2 separate regions of the Homo sapiens genome follow, and region 2 is linked to region 1. A link is a loop called in an ENCODE intact Hi-C map of the cell type or tissue named here. Cell type or tissue: heart left ventricle. All regions are shown on one strand.

Region 1 (8,000 bases):
TTTTTTGAGATGGAATCTTGCTCTGTCACCCAGCAACCAGGATGGAGTGCAGTGGCACAATCTCGGCTCACCGCAACCTCCACCTCCCAGGTTCAAGCAATTCTTCTGCCGCAGCCTCCTGACTAGCTGGGACTACAGGCGCATGCCACTGTGTCCGGCTAATTTTTGTATTTTTAGTAGAGACCAGGTTTCACCATGTTGGCCAGGCTGCTCTCAAACTCCTGACCTCAAGCGATCCGCCCGCCTCGGCCTCCCAAAGTGCTAGGATAACAGGCGTGAGCCACCGTGCCTGGCCAAGAATGGGGATCTTTCTTTGTGCCCGGACATGTCCTGCCCAGGACTCTGCTATCTGTCAGGAACAAGAAGTCCACACACACAGGTCTGGTGCACCAGGAAACTCAAGGGCAGGGAGGTGGCCTAGTCAAGGTCACTGCACCCCCGTGGTAAAAAGGAGACATAAACACCCTGGCAGCCACAGCACCCCCTAGTGGATACCCTGAGACCGGCGCTCTCCCCAGACACAGGACTGAGGTCATAGGCAAGGCTGGAGAGGCAGGCACCGGCTCTGAGAACCTCCTCCTCCAGAAGAGGGGGCCTGCGGGGGCTCCCTGGCTTATCTCCTGCACATGGCAGCCCAATTTCATTAAGACGGATGCGCCATGCTCCTGTGGGCAGGAGCCGTGGCCGACACAGATGGCAGGAACCTGAGACTCTCCCGGGTGCTACCCAAGCAAGTGGCCTCAGCTGGCAGCCCACGGGGACAGGGCCCAGGGAGGCCTGCACTGTGCCTGAGGGTGTGGGGGTTTGTTCCGTCCCTGCAACTTCAAGCCCTGCCACCCGCCAGCCAGGCATCCCCACTTCTATGCTTCTGCCCAACCTCCCACCTCACTCCCACCACATCCCATACAAACACACATCACACCACACACACCCTCCATCACCCACACCCCATGCATCACACAAGCACAGACACACACACATCACGCACACACACGCATCACACACATCATACAAATGCATACGCACACCCCACACACATAGGCCAAACTCCTGACCTCACACACACACTCTATCACACACACCCCACGCATCACACAAGCACAGACACAAACATGCTACATCACAAACACACGCACCGCACACATCACACACACAGGCCAAACTCCTGACCTCACACACACACCATCACACACATCCCAATCACATCTCATAGCCCAATAATGTAAGAGTGGAAACCAGTCCTGAATTTCAAATGCCAGGAGATCAGTAGGGAAACAGAATCTGATTTTCTTATTTTTATTTGTTTTTTGAGACAGCATCTCACTCTGTTGCCCAGGCTGCAGTGCAATGGCACAGTCACAGCTCACTGCAGCCTCGACCTCCCAGGCTCAAGCAGTCCTCCCACTTCAGCCTCCCAAGTAGCTGGACTACAGGCATGCACCACCACACCCTACTAATCTTTTTTAATTTTTTTTTTGGTAGAGATAGGGTGCCACTGTGTTGCTCAAGTTGGTCTCAAACTCCTGGGCTCAAGCAATCTTCCTGCCTCAGCCTCTCAAAGTGCTGGGATTACAAGAGTGAGCCACCGCCTGCAGCCTCAGAGTCTGATTTTCTTTCTTTCTTTTTTTTTTTTTGAGATGGAGTCTCACTCTGTTGCCCAGGCTGGAAGGCAGTAACACAATCATGGCTCACTGCAGCCTTGACCTCCCAGGTTCAAGCAATCCTCCTGCCTCAGCCTCCTGGGTTCAAGTGATTCTCCTACCTCAGCCTCCCAAGTAGCTGGGATTACAGGTGCATGCCATCACGCCTGGCTAATTTTTGTATTTTTAGTAGAGATGGGATTTCGCCATGTTGGCCAGGCTAGTCTCGAAACTCCTGACCTCAAGTGATCCGCCTGTCTCAGCCTCCCAAAGTTCTGGGATTACAGGTGTGAGCCATCGTACCTGGCCCAGAATCTGATGTTCTATTATATATATATATATATTTTAGATAGGGTCTCACTCTGTCACCCAGGCTGGAGTGCAGTGGCACAACCATGGCTCACTGCAGCCTCAACCTCCCAGGTTCAAGCAATCCTCCTGCCTCAGCCTCCTGAGTAGCTGGGATTATAGGCACACACCACCATGCCGTATTATTTTTTTTTTTGTAGAGATAGAGTCTCACTATGTTGGCCAGGCTGGTCTCAAACTCCCGAGCTCAAGTGATCCTCTCGTCTCGGCCTCCCACGGTGCTGGGATTACAGGAGTGAGCTACTACGTCCCGCCCAGGGTCCGATTCTCAATGGCCTGACGGAGGTCACAGGCAGATGCCTCTTCAGGGAGGGGAAAGAGTGAGGGGGGCGGGCAGGGGGACACCTGGCAACTGCCCTCTCCAAGGATCCCCAGGGCCCTGCTGAGTGGCAAGAGAGATGCCCACAGCCTGGCTGGAGACCCCTTCAACCCCACAGCTTTTCAGGATGGAGGAGGGTGGGGGGTTGGGAGCTCTCCCCGCCCCCTTTCCCTCACAGCCCTCTCCTAGCTCCCACTGCACCCTTCCCCTCCACATCCCTGCAGCTGGACCCAAGCCCAGGCAGCGACAGCCCCTCCCATATGGCAGCAGGAACAAAGAGAACTGTTCCCCACAACAAAATCCAGAAGCTCCGGCGGGCGGCCAGATCTCAAGCTCCCAGCCCAGTGTGACCCACGGCGTTCTCCATGGGCCACTGACGCCCGCGGGGCCAGCACTGCTCCTGGCTTCAAAAATATAAATTTAAAAATCCCCACCCCAAGATAATTGCTCTCTCCTCTGGCTTATTGTGGTGGCTCCGTGGTAGGCACTGAGAAGCAATTATTCACGGCTAATGATTATAATCAAGTCAAATAGAATTTAATGGACACGTATTCTCTTCCTGCTTGAAACTTTACATATGAATTAAGCACATATGGGTTTCACGAGGCACAGACGCAGATTTATGCAGCCCCGAAAAGCCCTGCCGTTGCCAACGACTTTTATTCCACTAATAAACAGGCTGATATATGGGCTCCTGGGAACTGCAATCTCTGCTGCCCCCTGGTGGGCACAGGGGCTGGGGTGGGAGCCAAGGCCACCCAGGACCCTGGAGGCCTGACCAGTGCCAAAGCCACTTTGAACGCTGGGGTTCCACAAAGCCCTGGACGGCTGAAAGGAGACTCGGGCTCTGTGTGGGAAGCCCGTGTTCAGACCCTGCCTCCGTCATTCCCTGGGATTCCAGGCGGGTACCGGGTCCTCCTGGCTGTGAGAGTCTAGAACAAAAAGATCCCAGGAGAACACACCAAGAGGTGTATGGGTAAACTGAGGCAAGCAGGGGGAGGTGAAAGCTGATCATTTGCAGGAGGTACCATGTCCCTCGGCACCGCTGGGACAGGGGTGATGCCCAGAACGGCGCTGATGACACCAGTTTCAGCACCAGTGCGAGGTGCTGAGCCCCGATTCCCGCCAGGTGCTGAGTGACCGTCATTTGCACGTCACGTGCATCAGCTCCGAGTGCCCCCAGTAACCTGACGGGTGGTTTCTTCACCACCCTCATTTTGCAGAGGAGGAAACAGAGGCCTAGGCAAGGACACAGAGAAGGGGAGTCCACAGAGAAACTCAGCCAGCACTGCCCCAGCCCTGGCCCTGGTGCAAATGGAGCTGGCACTAAACCGCTTCTGATGGAGCTGCTGCATCCAAAACCTGGCGACTCCCAAGGGCACTTAGGAAGCAGTGTTAATCACGCCCACAGCCCGGGTGCAGCCTCCGGAGCGCCCCCATTCCATCTGAACCCATCAACACCCCACCTTGGTCCCTGCACCCTTTCTCCTGGCCCATGTTGCAGCGAACCACCAACCCAAGGGGGACAGAGCTCACAAGATGCCTCATTTTCCCTCCGGCCACTTTGCAGCTCAGCAAGAAGGTACCGCTGCAGTACCTCTCACACGCTTGCCAGTGACTGGCAGGGCTGGAGTACCCACTGGCCTGCCTGACTGCCCCCTCAGCCACAGCCCCAAGGCTCTGCCCTTCTGCTCCAGGCCAGCCCCTCCTGGGCACAGGCAGCAAGAACGCCCTTCTCCCCTAGGCCGCTGTAATGTCTGCCAACCCAGATGTGGCTTTGTCTTAGCTGTGTGTCCTCAGATGGACTAGCAGTTCTCATCCTAGTGGCCCTAGAGAAACACACCAGAACCACCTGCAGAAGCCCAAGGTGACCCTAGCTCTCCCTGCTGCCCTCAGCCAGCCACACTGAGCAGAAACTCCTGCCTACGTGTAACCTGTCACCTGTGTGCCTAGACAGGGAATGTGCGGGCAAGGCACCCCCATATGACTATCCAGCTTTGCAGTCAACAGTGGGAAGACGCATAGAGCAAGGTTGCTTCAGGAAACACAACTCAGACCCCACGGACCAGGCCCGGGGCGGCCGAGTGAACTCCCCTCTCCGGATCCTAGAGCCTGTCACTCACAGAGATTAACGGAAATGCTCACAGCATCAGCACCACCATGCCCCAGAGTCACTGGGGGACAGCGCTGGGGCCAGGCACGACCGCTACAAGCGCAAAGTGGGGACGAAGGAGACTCGAGAAGCTCCTGGGGGTGCCCTGGGCCTGCACAGGTTAGGGAGGGGCTGGCACAGCAGGGTTTTCCCTGTGAGCTGGAGCCCAAGACGAGAGGACCTGCCCCCCATATTCAGGGTCTGAGAAAGAGGCCCCCCTTCCTCCAATGCTTGGTGCAGATGCCAGGTAAGCAAAGGAGCAAGCGAGCAGGCGGGCGAGGGCCGGGGTTCAGCCGCCACTCAACCTGTTCCACAAGCCACCTGCTCGACTTAACCAGCCCTTGGCACCCCATGCCAAAGTCCTTTCCTGGCGCCTTTGACCTTGCCAGACAACCACTAGCTGTGTGGAGTAGCAGCCCCCTTCCTCCCTCCCACAAAGAGGCAGCCGGCTCCCATACTCATCACAATAAACTGCCAAGCCAGCAAGAGGCGAGCGCAGGAAGCTGAGCAGCTCCTGTTTCTAGGCTCTGGAAAGCTGCCAGGGCATGGCAGGGGACCTCTCTGCCCCCACTATCCCTCGACAAGCTCCCTCACCCGCCCAGGTCTGAAGCGGGGGCAGGCCAGGCCAAAGGCAGAGGAAGGCAGGTGCTGGTTGGGGCTTCTGTGGCCCCCCAAGGTCAGACCTCCCCGCTGTGGCCTCTGCCTTCCTGGCAGGGCAGCCCAGTTTCAGCCCAGCTCTCCCCCTTCCCCGGCCACTAATGGGTCTCAGTGGAGCAAGGCGCCCCCGACACAGCAGGTCAGGGTTTCAAGGGAAGAGGAGCCCGAGTGGCCGACACGTTGGGCTGCCATGGCGCCAGCAGGCTGTCCTTGCCAGCAACCCGAGCCTCACTGGAGCCAGGTGGCGTCCACCCAGGCCTGGCACAGCAGAGCAGAGCAAAGGCAACAGGGCGGCCACCAGGTCTCTGGTTCAGGCCAGCCACTCACCGGCGTTGACGATGGCGTCCACCTCCAGCTTGGTGATGTCGCTGCGGAGCAGGGAGATTTTCTCATTGAGCTGCTTGTCCTTTTTATACCTGGGCTCCTCCACCTTCACAGCCACCCCTGGAACAAGTAGGGGCCGGGGAGGTCACAGCGAGGCTGCCCACTGCAGAGGGACCCAGCCAGGGCCCAGGGGCCAGGGCCTTCCCTATCGACCTCCCTCCACCTCCAGGGGCAGCCTGCAGCACGATGACTGCTGACCCAGTACCAGGAACCCACACTGAGGAGCACCTACTGCGTGCTAAAATCACGCGGGGACTCCTTGCATCTTCACAGCAAGGCCACCAGCAGGTACAGTGCCAATATCATCTATCCCATTTCACAGAGGTAGAAACTGAGGATTAGGTGGGTCAGAGACTTGCCTAGGGTTATGGGTCACCAGGCCTGCTGTCTCACCAACACACCCCACTGTAAGCAACCAAATCGCAGCTTCAAACCCCAGCTCCCCACAAGCAAGTAATCTCGGGCAGGTGGCTCACCTAACCTAGGGCTCTGTTTCCAACCATACAATGGGGATAAAAATTGCACTTGTTGTGTTAATAATTGAATGAGATGGCCAGGCGCAGTTGCTGACGCCTGTAATCCCAGCACTTTGGGAGGCCGTGGCGGGCAGATCACTTGAGGTCAGTAGTTCGAGACCAGCCTGGCCAATATGGTGAAACCCCATCTCTACTAAAAATACAAAAATTATCCAGGCATGGTGGTGCATGTCTGTAATCCCAGCTACTCAGGAGGCTGAGGCAGGAGAATCGCTTGAACCCGGGAGGTGGAGGTTGCAGTGAGCCAAGATCGAGCCATTGCACTCCAGCCTGCGCAAAAAGAGTGAAATTCCATCTCAAAAAATAAAATAAAATAATTGAATGAGGTGATACACGCGGAGCACCTGCCTGCAGCAAGCACTCGATACATGCCACTGGACTAGCTCTTCTTGTCTGCACAATTCTCCCAAGCCACGGGTCTGGAGCCTGCCCACCAGGGCCTCCCCCGAGCAGGGCCTACCTTTCGCCATCTCCTTCCATGTCGGGATCTTCTTCAGCCTGACAAAGTCCTTGCAGAAGTAATGTTCCTCCCGCTGCTTGTCACTCAGGCCCTTCAGAAAGGCTGCAGAGGCAGGAAGGAGGATCAGGGTGGGGGCAGAGGAACGGGCCTGGGGCTTGCACCCCCACATCTCCTTTCTTGCCTCATCCAAGAATGCAAACCAGCTCTTCCTGTCCCTCCTTCTCTGGGCACACAGGGCAGGCATGCTGGGGAAACCTCAGAGGCCCCTAGAATATCTTGTCCTGCTCTCTTTGTTCAGGGAGGGAAACTGAGGTCTGGGGAGGCTGAGGGACTGGCTCAGGCATCGCAGACCTGGGTTGTGATGAATTCAGCTCTGCCACTTTCCAGCAGCGTCCACATCTCTCTGGGTCCCCCGTTTCTCCCTGATTAGAACGGGGGTGAAGACGTCCCCTGCAGAACAGCTCCGAGCTTCCTCCCACACACTAAGGCCAAGCCGGTTGGCAGCACTCAGCCAGCGACATTATCCATCAGTCCCACCGCCAGTCAGTTCTGCCCTCACTGTCACTGCATGCAGGCAGCGGGACAGCTGTCCTCCTCCAGGAGCTGCAGGACCAAGTGGACCTGGCACCTGTCCCCAACATCCCCCCCGGCAGCGGCTGAGGGCTCCCAGCATGACCAATGGGGTTGGAATCGTTCTCGTTTTACAGATGAGGAAACCGGGGCTCAGGGAGGTTGGGAGGCCACCCTCACACAGCAGGGACTTGAGTGAGGAGCCAGGCACCCCCCACCCGCTCACAGACTCGGGGTCCACCCTGGCCGGCTCCCCTTGCCTGAGCACTGTCCCATGGGCTCCGCCTTCCCTTGGGGGTGGCACCAGGCACAGAAACCTGGAACCCGTCTCAGAAGGGCCCGCCCCGACCGCGCCAGGCCAGGCTAGCAGCTCACGGGCTCCCCCTGCTGGCCCGAGGCCGCCTGCACACCCAGGCGCTCAGCCCAGCCTGGCACCCTGGACCACAGGCTCCCGGGATGGGGCAGCCCCCACGGCAAACAGCAAAGGCTACAATTGAGAAACTCAAAAAGCATCAAAAAATATGTAGAGGCGGGAGAGCAATTAGAGGAGGTGGTGAGAAAGGAAGGACTGCAGCCTGGAAGCTTCTATGCACATGGCAGTGAGGGGGACAGGTAGGTCCCTCCACAAATGTTCAGGGAGGTTGGGAGGCCACCCTCACACAGCAGGGTGTTTTCCCGGCCAGAGTCACTTCATCATCCAGGCCTCCATCTCCTCATCTAACCACTGCTGGCAGGGGTGATAACAACCCAAGGATGCTGAGAGCATTAGATGACAGAACTCATGCAAGGGGCCCAGTCCAGAGTCCCTGCTGGATGCAAAGGTGGGGTCATCACAAAAGGCTAGGCCCACCCCTGGTCAGCCCCCACTGCTGCTCAAGCCAGAGCCACCTTTCCTGGCAGCCACTTCTGCCCC
Region 2 (8,000 bases), 150 kb before region 1:
CCAGGGTGGCAGGTGGCTGCTGGGAGCTCAGTTGCCACCTTTGGAGTGTGACCTTTGCTGGGGGACATTTCCTTGGCCAGCCCCCGTTCTGGCCTGATGTTAACCTGTCGGGGTGGGGCTGTCTCCGCAGGACCTCCACAAAAAGTACTCGTACATCCGCAAGACCAGGCCTGACGGCAACTGTTTCTATCGGGCTTTCGGATTCTCCCACTTGGAGGCACTGCTGGATGACAGCAAGGAGTTGCAGCGGTGAGAAGGGTGGGCACTGGGCACCGAGGCAGGTGGGTGTCTACCTCCTCCCCGGGCGAGTAGGATGTGTCTCGAGTAGGGTGTCTCCCTCCTTCCCGGGCGATGGGCTGGACTCTGGCCTTGCCAGGCGGGGCAGTGCTGTCTCGGCCCTGGCGTCTGGGCTGGTCGAGGAGCCCATGCTGGGCCCGCCTTTCCATCCCACCCCCAGGTTCAAGGCTGTGTCTGCCAAGAGCAAGGAAGACCTGGTGTCCCAGGGCTTCACTGAATTCACAATTGAGGATTTCCACAACACGGTGAGCCCTGGTGCCTGTCTTGGGCTGGGCCATGGGGGAGGGGTTCACCTGGTGAGGACCACCCATCTCCTCCCCGTCATCTTGCCCTTTCTCCCTCCGTGGCTGCAGTTCATGGACCTGATTGAGCAGGTGGAGAAGCAGACCTCTGTCGCCGACCTGCTGGCCTCCTTCAATGACCAGAGCACCTCCGACTACCTTGTGGTCTACCTGCGGCTGCTCACCTCGGGCTACCTGCAGCGCGAGAGCAAGTTCTTCGAGCACTTCATCGAGGGTGGACGGACTGTCAAGGAGTTCTGCCAGCAGGTGCCGTCCCCCTCCCCTTTACTCTCGGCCGGGGGAGTGCAGTGGGCCCACAGGGCCTGGGGCGGGGTGCGGAGACCAGGGCCTGACCGGCACCTGTGCCACAGGAGGTGGAGCCCATGTGCAAGGAGAGCGACCACATCCACATCATTGCGCTGGCCCAGGCCCTCAGCGTGTCCATCCAGGTGGAGTACATGGACCGCGGCGAGGGCGGCACCACCAATCCGCACATCTTCCCTGAGGGCTCCGAGCCCAAGGTCTACCTTCTCTACCGGCCTGGACACTACGATATCCTCTACAAATAGGGCTGGCTCCAGCCCGCTGCTGCCCTGCTGCCCCCCTCTGCCAGGCGCTAGACATGTACAGAGGTTTTTCTGTGGTTGTAAATGGTCCTATTTCACCCCCTTCTTCCTGTCACATGACCCCCCCCCATGTTTTATTAAAGGGGGTGCTGGTGGTGAGCCGTGTGTGCGTGTCCCTGCTCTGCTGCCCGCCTGGCTGCTCTGTCTGCTGCCCCCTCCCCCCAGGTGGGTCCCCCTGCTTTTCACCTATCTACTCCTGAGCTTCCCCAACAGGAGCAGGTTTGAGGGGCCAGGCCTCTTGGAGGCCCCTCCTGCTTCGTTGGGTTCTGCTTCCTTCCCTTCTTAGCTGGCTCAGGGGCTTCTATGGGATCCTGGAAGTTCCTTAGGGACTTGCCCAGGGTCCCAGGGCCACCCACACTTCATCTGCTCCCTCATAGGCCCCACCTCCACGTCCCGGCTGGGCCCCAGACCCCAGCTTCCTGCCCTCCACCGGGAGTCTGCATGGTTGGGAGTCCTGGGTGGAGGGGCCTTTGTGAGGCTGGACCCGGCTCAGGGCAGGTGGAGGAGCTGGGCCTCCCACAGGGTGCCCGGGCAGTGCCATCCTGGTGGGGGAGGGCAGCCTTCAAACGTGTGGGGTCTACAGTCCTCAGGTCTAGGCAGGGCTGCCGGTTCTCCACCTCCCCATCCGCCCCAGGCCCCCTGCCTGTGCCTGCCTTGCACCCCCTCTGCTTGGGCCACGGTGTCTCTGCATTGCCTGCCTTTTTGCCTTCACCTCTTTTCTTCCCCGCCCCCTGCACATTCGGGGTCTCAGCCCCCAGGCTGTGAGCTCCTTGGGGGCAGGCCCTCAATAAATGTGAACTGCTGCTGCCGCCTCTGCCGTCCGCCTGTGCCTCTGCCCGCCTGGCTCACCGAGAGCTCTTGCCAGCCCCTTTCAGTGAAAGCATCTGGCCAGGGGCTCCATCCAACACCTGGGCCGCCTTCCTTCCCCCCAGTCAGAGCTCAGACAGTAGGAGCTGCCACAACGAGATCTTTATTAGGCTCCTCGGGGGCGGGGCGCGGAGGGAAAGAAGGGGTGGCCAGGCCCAGGCCAGGCTGCAGGCTTTGGCGACCTCTCAGAGCTGGGAGCGGGGTCCCGAAGGCGGGTCTGAGGGCAGAGCAGAGTCAGAGGTGTCTATGGGCGTCCCCGACCTCCCAGGCTGCCCCGTGGTTTCCCGCCCTGCTTGGGGGTGAGCGGGGGTTAGTGGGCGGGTTAGTCTAGGGCCGGGGCCGCCGCACGGGGCGAGGCCCTGCTTACCAGTCCCGGTCAGGGTGGGCTGCGGGAGCCTCAGGCTGGAAGGCAGAGGACAGTGAGAGCCCGCCCCCAGGGTGGACCGGGGCAGGGGCGGGCCGTGGGGCGGCGCGGGGCACGTACCCACGGGGAAGTAGTGGGGGAGCCGGCTCCGGTAGATGTCCTCGTCCTTCTCGAGGAACACGCAGATGATCAGCCGGTCCACCTGCGCCAGGGGCTGCTCAGCCTGGGCCGAGCTGCCACGCCTGGCCCCAGGATCCTGTGACTGCCTGCCCTGGTGCAGGCTTTCACCTGCCTGGCCCTGCGCCCTTCACGGAGGCTCACGGCTGTGTGCCATCACCCCCATCTCGCCACCGCCAGGCGCCCTTGCGCAGGAGAAACAGGGAAGGAAGGGGCGGGCCTGGCCCTGCGCTCTGCACCCTGACTCCCTGGGCGATGATGGGGGCTGGTCACTCTGGCCGGGATGCGGACCCCACCCTCGCCCGGGCCCAGGACTCACCTTGTCCTTGTGCTGCTCCAGCCACTCTCGCAGCGTGGCCAGCACGATCTCGGCGGCCGCCTCACAGGGGTAGCCTGAGGCGGGTGGGGCGGGAGTGAGTCCTAGGCTCTGGCCCCGCCCACTCCCCTGTCCGCCCCGGCCCCTCCCGGCGTCTGGGTCCACCGCCCACTCCTGGTCCTTGCCTTTCTTCCAGACTCACCAAACACGCCGGTGGAGATGCAGGGGAACGCCTGGGCGGGGAGGGGTGAGAGGGGGTTGGAACATTGTCACTGCGCCCCGCCTCCCGCCCTCCCCCGCGGGCCGTCCCTCACCACCGAGCGGAGCCGGTGCTCCAGCAGCAGGTCCAGACTGCTCAGGTAGCAGCTGCGGAGCTCGGCAGCCTGACTGGCGCTGGGCTCCCCGTAGGCGATGGGCCCCACTGTGTGGATGACGTCTACGGGGGGCGACGGGGTCAGACCGGCGGGGGTCTACGCGGTCCTCAGCTCCCTCGCTTCCCCCTGCCGGCCTGGGCAGAAGGGGGCAGGAAACACCTTTCCCCCCAAGCGCTGAGCCTCCTCCGCGAAGGCCCCCACCCCTGTGGGCCCCCTCGAGCCCGAATCCGCACGCGCACAGAGCCCCGCGCCCCCTCCCCACATCTGTATGGGCCCGGCTGAGACCCGAGCGCGAGTGTGGGCGCGAAGGCGTTGCCCCCCAGCTCCATCCTCAGCCTCCACGCACGGTCTCCCCCATGTGCTTCCTGGGGTGTGCGGGGTGGGGGCCGGGTCTTGGCCCTTAAGGTTAAGAAGGGCCCCCTGAGGAGTTCCCCAGCACTCCTGTGGGGGCCGCACCCCTGATGTCCCAGTGACACACGGGCGCCCTGTCTGCGCCCCACAGCTGGGGGCGCGTCGGGGACTCACACTTGGCCGGGAGCCGATAGCCGCCGGTGATCTTGGCCTTGCCAGTCTTACAGCTCTGCAGGGTCCGGCACTCGTCGGTAAGCAGGGGGCCGGCGGCCCGATGAATGCAGCCGTCCACTGCGGGAAGGGCGGGCGCGACTGAGCTGGCCTGGCAAGGCTGCGGCCCCGGGGTGAGCACCCTCAGTCCCGAGAAGCCCCTCGGCGATGCGAGGACCCATGCGGAGCCGCGCCCCAACCCCGTGGCCTCCGGCCGCGGCCGCTGCCCCCACCCCCGCCCGGAATGTTTCACATCTGGGGAAACCGAGGCGCAGAGCGGGACGGCCCTGGGCCTGGCGGGAAGTCGCGCAAGGAGGCCGGCAGGGGGCGCACCCGGCCCACCCTGTCCCTTCCAGGCCGCGCCGCCAGGGCCCAGGCAGGGCGGCTCCGGGAGGCGGGGGCCGCCGGGACAGGAACCGCCGCCCGAGCCGGGGTGACGGGGAAGCTTCCTCCCCGACGCCCCTCCCTAGCCCTGTCCCGGGCGCGCTGCAGGGCCCGCGACCAGTCGCTGCCTCCGCCCGGGCCTCAGCGTCGGTGCGATCCCAAGGCCCACCTCCCCAGGCGGCGCCCCATCACGGGGCGGCGGCAAACCCTAGGACCCATTTTGCGGATGAGGAAACCGAGGCCACCTTGTTACAGGGTGATCAGATCTGTAGCTGGAGTCTGGGTCTTCCAGCCGCGCGGGGAGGTGAGCCCGACGCCCGGGCCCGAGTCTCCTGGCGCGCAAACCCCAGCTGGTTAATGAACCGCCTCGTTAGCGCATCCAGCTTAATTACGGCCCCGCATGGGCTTGTTTATCCGAGGGCGGCTGCAGGGCCTCGCGAGCGACCCTGGGGACCCGGGCGCAGATAAACAACCGGGGCGCAGCGGGAGGCATGGAGGAAACGCTCCAGCAGCCCAACCTCGCCAGGGCACCGCGCAGGAGAGGCGCGGCCTCAGGCAGGCCTGGGTCCAGCCCGGGCTCACCCCTCATCGGCTGTGAGATCCTGCCCCTTCCCCTCTCTGGCGTCCACCCTCTTATCTGGAATACCGGGACAGCGACCCTCCCACAGAGGAAAACGCCGCGTGCTGGCCGGGAGGACAGGGCCCATCTTTGGCAGCTCTGATCGCCCACGCCAGGAGCTCCTCAGGCACCAGCTGCCTGGTGCTCACAGGCGGGCATCAAGAGAGGACCATCATTCCCCATTTTACAGATGGACAAACCAAGGCCACCTTCTCCTTCATCACCTCAGTCTCGGCACAGTTCCAGGGATGCCAGGTAGCTCACACCCCTTTCTTTTGCTGTTTGATCTCGTGCCCTGGGGGCACAATTAAACCTCATTCTGCAACTTTACTCAGAGCTGGCACCAGGCAATTTCCCAGAGCGTCCCAGGGATGGGTGGGCAGAGAGGTTAGGGGAACGCTGAGAACGGCTCAGGCCTGGATCCCTTCCACCTGCTCCTCTCCTCTGCAGGGAGAAAGGCAGCTGTAGCCCAGGGCGAGGCTGAGATGGAGCAAGAAGGCAGGGCCCAGAGCGGGCGTCCAGGCTGGAGCTCCCAGTGCTGGGAAGTGAGTGTTCCGAATGGGGTGCCGTGGCTGGGCTGTGGAGCTGGGCAACGTGAGTTCACATCCTGGCTCTGCCAGCCACAGATGTGTGACCCCTCACATATCATTTAACCTCTCTGGGTCTCAGTTGCTCCATCTGGAAAATGGGATAATAGCACCCACCTCAGAGCTCATTGGGCTGTTGGAAGGATTGAGTTAAACTAACTTTGTAATGTGCTTAAGGCAGTGCTTGGCAAGAATGGAGGTCATGAGTGTATCCTGTTATTAACAACAGTGTGACAGTGTGGGCATGTTCGGGTATGTGTACATCAGTGTGATGGGAGGTGGGTGCACACAGGGTGTTCACAGTGTGTGGGGGTGAGCCCAGGGATCTGTCTGAGCTGGCTCTCCTAGGAGCCTCCCGGGTCGAGCACCTGGCACCGGCTGCTCGAAGTCTCTGGGGGCTCACCGCCCTGCAGGCGACCTCGGCCAGCTGTGGGGGCCCGTGCGGGGAAGTGGAGCTCAGTGTTTCAGGAATTTAATGTTTCCTGCGGAAGTGGACTGGCCTGCAGCCAGGCCTTTGGGGCTGACCTGGGGGCGCAAGGGAGGTGGAGGGAGCTGGAATCAATGCTGGCAGAGGGCTCAGGCCAGATGCCCCCTCCTCACCCCCAGCAGTTCCAGAACAGGGCCTGGGCCAGGTGATGGCTCTGCAGGGGCCCCAGGGAGGGGCTCCCCTAAAGCAGAGATGAGGGACAGGTCACTGTCAGCCCACTGCTACCCCAACAAGCTAGAGTGCAGCCTGGCCCCTCTTGCCTGCGTGTCCCTCCCTGTCCACACACCAGCCTTCTCGCTCTCTCCCCTGAGAGTGCAGAGGGGAACCCCCCCACCCTGCTCTCCTTAGCCATAGGCCCAAAGGACCCCTCCCACACACACTCCCAGAGTCCCCTTAGCTCTGCCCTCCAGGCCCTGTCCTGGCTCTTACCTGGGGCTAAGCTAGGTCCTAGAGACTCAAGCTTCCTGGGGTCCCATTCAGGGGAGATGCCCTTCCTTCCCTCTTCCCTCTTCCCACCCCACCCCAAGGCAGCTGGAAAAGACCAGCAGCCCTGATCCCTGGGGCTACCTGGTGGAGGTGGGGTATTCCCAGTTCACAGGAGCTGACCAACCCTTAGTCTCCTCTCCAGGGCCCTCAGCCACCAAAACAAACCTCCAGGCTCCAGCTCAACCCTCACCCCAAGTCAGCAGAAAACCTGGGGTCTTTCCTGGGGAGGCAGAGCCCACTTGGGTGGCGGGACCCCCCTGAGATGTTTCTCCATCAGGTCAAAGATGAAGCCTTCCTCCACCTGTGGCCAGAAGATGGCCCCTAAGGCCCCTCTGCCTCCTCCCTGCAGCCCCTTCTTCCCTCCACCCTCCTCTACCGTTAAACTCCCCCTGATATGGCTCCTTCATATCAGCCCTCTGTCTCACTATATCATCCAGGCTGGAGTGCAGTGGTGCAATCTTGGCTCACTGCAACCTCTGCCTCCTGGGTTCAAGTGATTCTTATGCCTCAGCCTCCCGAGTAGCTGAGCTTACAGGGGCGCACCACTATGCCCAGCTGATTTTTTGTATTTTTAGTAGAGATGGGGTTTCACCATGTTGCCCAGGCTGGTCTTGAACTCCTGACCTCAAGTGATCCACCCGTCTCAGCCTCCCAAAGTGCTGGGATTACAGATGTGAGCCTGTGTTTTTTTGAGACAGGGTCTTGCTATGTTGCCCTGCCTAAGCCTCCTAAGTAGCTGGTATGACTCACCCCCCATGGCCTTTGTCAGCCTTCTTGTTGGGTAAGCACCTGCGTGGTGATTTACAGCCGCTGTCTTATTATTTTTCCTGTTTATAGAAGAAGAAACTGAGGCACAGAGAGCAAAACTTGCCCACACGGCTGGAAGGTTGGGCTCCCAACCTCAGTGGCTCTGCTTCCTCTGGGACCACTAAAGGGCCTCGCCCTGAACCACTCTGGCTGACTGGTTTGAATGGCCCCCTGTCCACGCTCTTGGGGAGGCAGTGTCTCCCCACATCAGCACGTCCCCTTCCAGCAGGGGGGCTGCCCTGGTGGCCTCTTGTTGCACAGTGTTCTGAGGCCACTGTCTTTCTGGACGGTTTGGCTGCCCCCAGCGCTGACGGCTCCCTCCATCCAGCGGGACTTCCCGTCTCCTTCGTGGGCTCTCGTTCCTCAGGCCGCTCCTCAAATGCCACTGGGGCTCTGCCTGCCCTCGCCTGAGCCCGGAGGAACCTCTTTCTGCCCCAAGCCCTGGCCTCTGAGCGGCCCTTGACCCTCCGCCCCATCTTAGGCATCTCCCTGCTTTGCTGTGGTAAAGCCCTGCCTTCCAGCCTCCACGGCCAGCATTCAGCCCAGCATCTGTGCGCCTCCCATGGAAGGATGTTGTGGAAGGAAGGAGGGCTGGGCTGAGTGATTGCCCATGGCCCTGGGCATTCCTGGGGCAGTGGAGGGCACCAGGAGTGGGCAGTCCTCAGAGCCAGCAGAGGCGGAAGGCAGGCAGGCTCCGGTGGGGCCATCCGCCAAGGCGCTTAGGATGAGTTGGCCGCTATTTAGGGTGCTGTAATATGCATGAAGGG

What was found. Peaks named below come from ENCODE experiments on the same cell type or tissue, not always from the same donor. Only the 100,000 strongest peaks of a DNase experiment are listed, where the experiment ranks them.
Region 2: a loop joins it to region 1, with 8 times the contacts of the local background. A loop is called at or near these places in 103 of 110 quality-filtered maps.

What each region holds. Positions count from the first base shown.
Region 1 is chr11:64,145,775-64,153,774 of GRCh38, forward strand. It overlaps MACROD1 (mono-ADP ribosylhydrolase 1), which reads right to left. Exons shown (of 11, transcript NM_014067.4): 2 at 6,518-6,619; 3 at 5,465-5,581. Among named protein-coding and RNA genes, the nearest start is that of MACROD1, 16 kb to the right of the region's middle. RefSeq lists enhancers at 193-694, 6,610-7,605, 7,606-8,000 and a silencer at 7,347-7,566. In heart left ventricle, CTCF peaks have their summits at 491 (motif pointing left), 3,071 (motif pointing left), 3,293 and 7,477 (motif pointing left); DNase peaks (open chromatin) are centred at 2,597, 3,047, 5,377, 7,437 and 1 weaker place; H3K4me3 peaks cover 513 bases; H3K27ac peaks cover 1,623 bases.
Region 2 is chr11:63,996,400-64,004,399 of GRCh38, forward strand. It overlaps OTUB1 (OTU deubiquitinase, ubiquitin aldehyde binding 1), which reads left to right. Exons shown (of 7, transcript NM_017670.3): 4 at 131-249; 5 at 458-542; 6 at 651-845; 7 at 950-2,013. The coding sequence ends at 1,147. MACROD1 (mono-ADP ribosylhydrolase 1) reads right to left here. Exons shown (of 11, transcript NM_014067.4): 5 at 3,828-3,944; 6 at 3,243-3,364; 7 at 3,131-3,161; 8 at 2,932-3,005; 9 at 2,556-2,637; 10 at 2,439-2,473; 11 at 2,159-2,288. The coding sequence ends at 2,469. Among named protein-coding and RNA genes, the nearest start is that of OTUB1, 14 kb to the left of the region's middle. RefSeq lists enhancers at 404-1,341, 2,278-3,215, 2,789-2,878, 3,216-4,151, 4,164-4,671 and silencers at 3,009-3,248, 3,899-4,478. In heart left ventricle, CTCF peaks have their summits at 4,187 (motif pointing right) and 4,399; DNase peaks (open chromatin) are centred at 2,860, 3,104 and 4,222; H3K4me3 peaks cover 2,310 bases.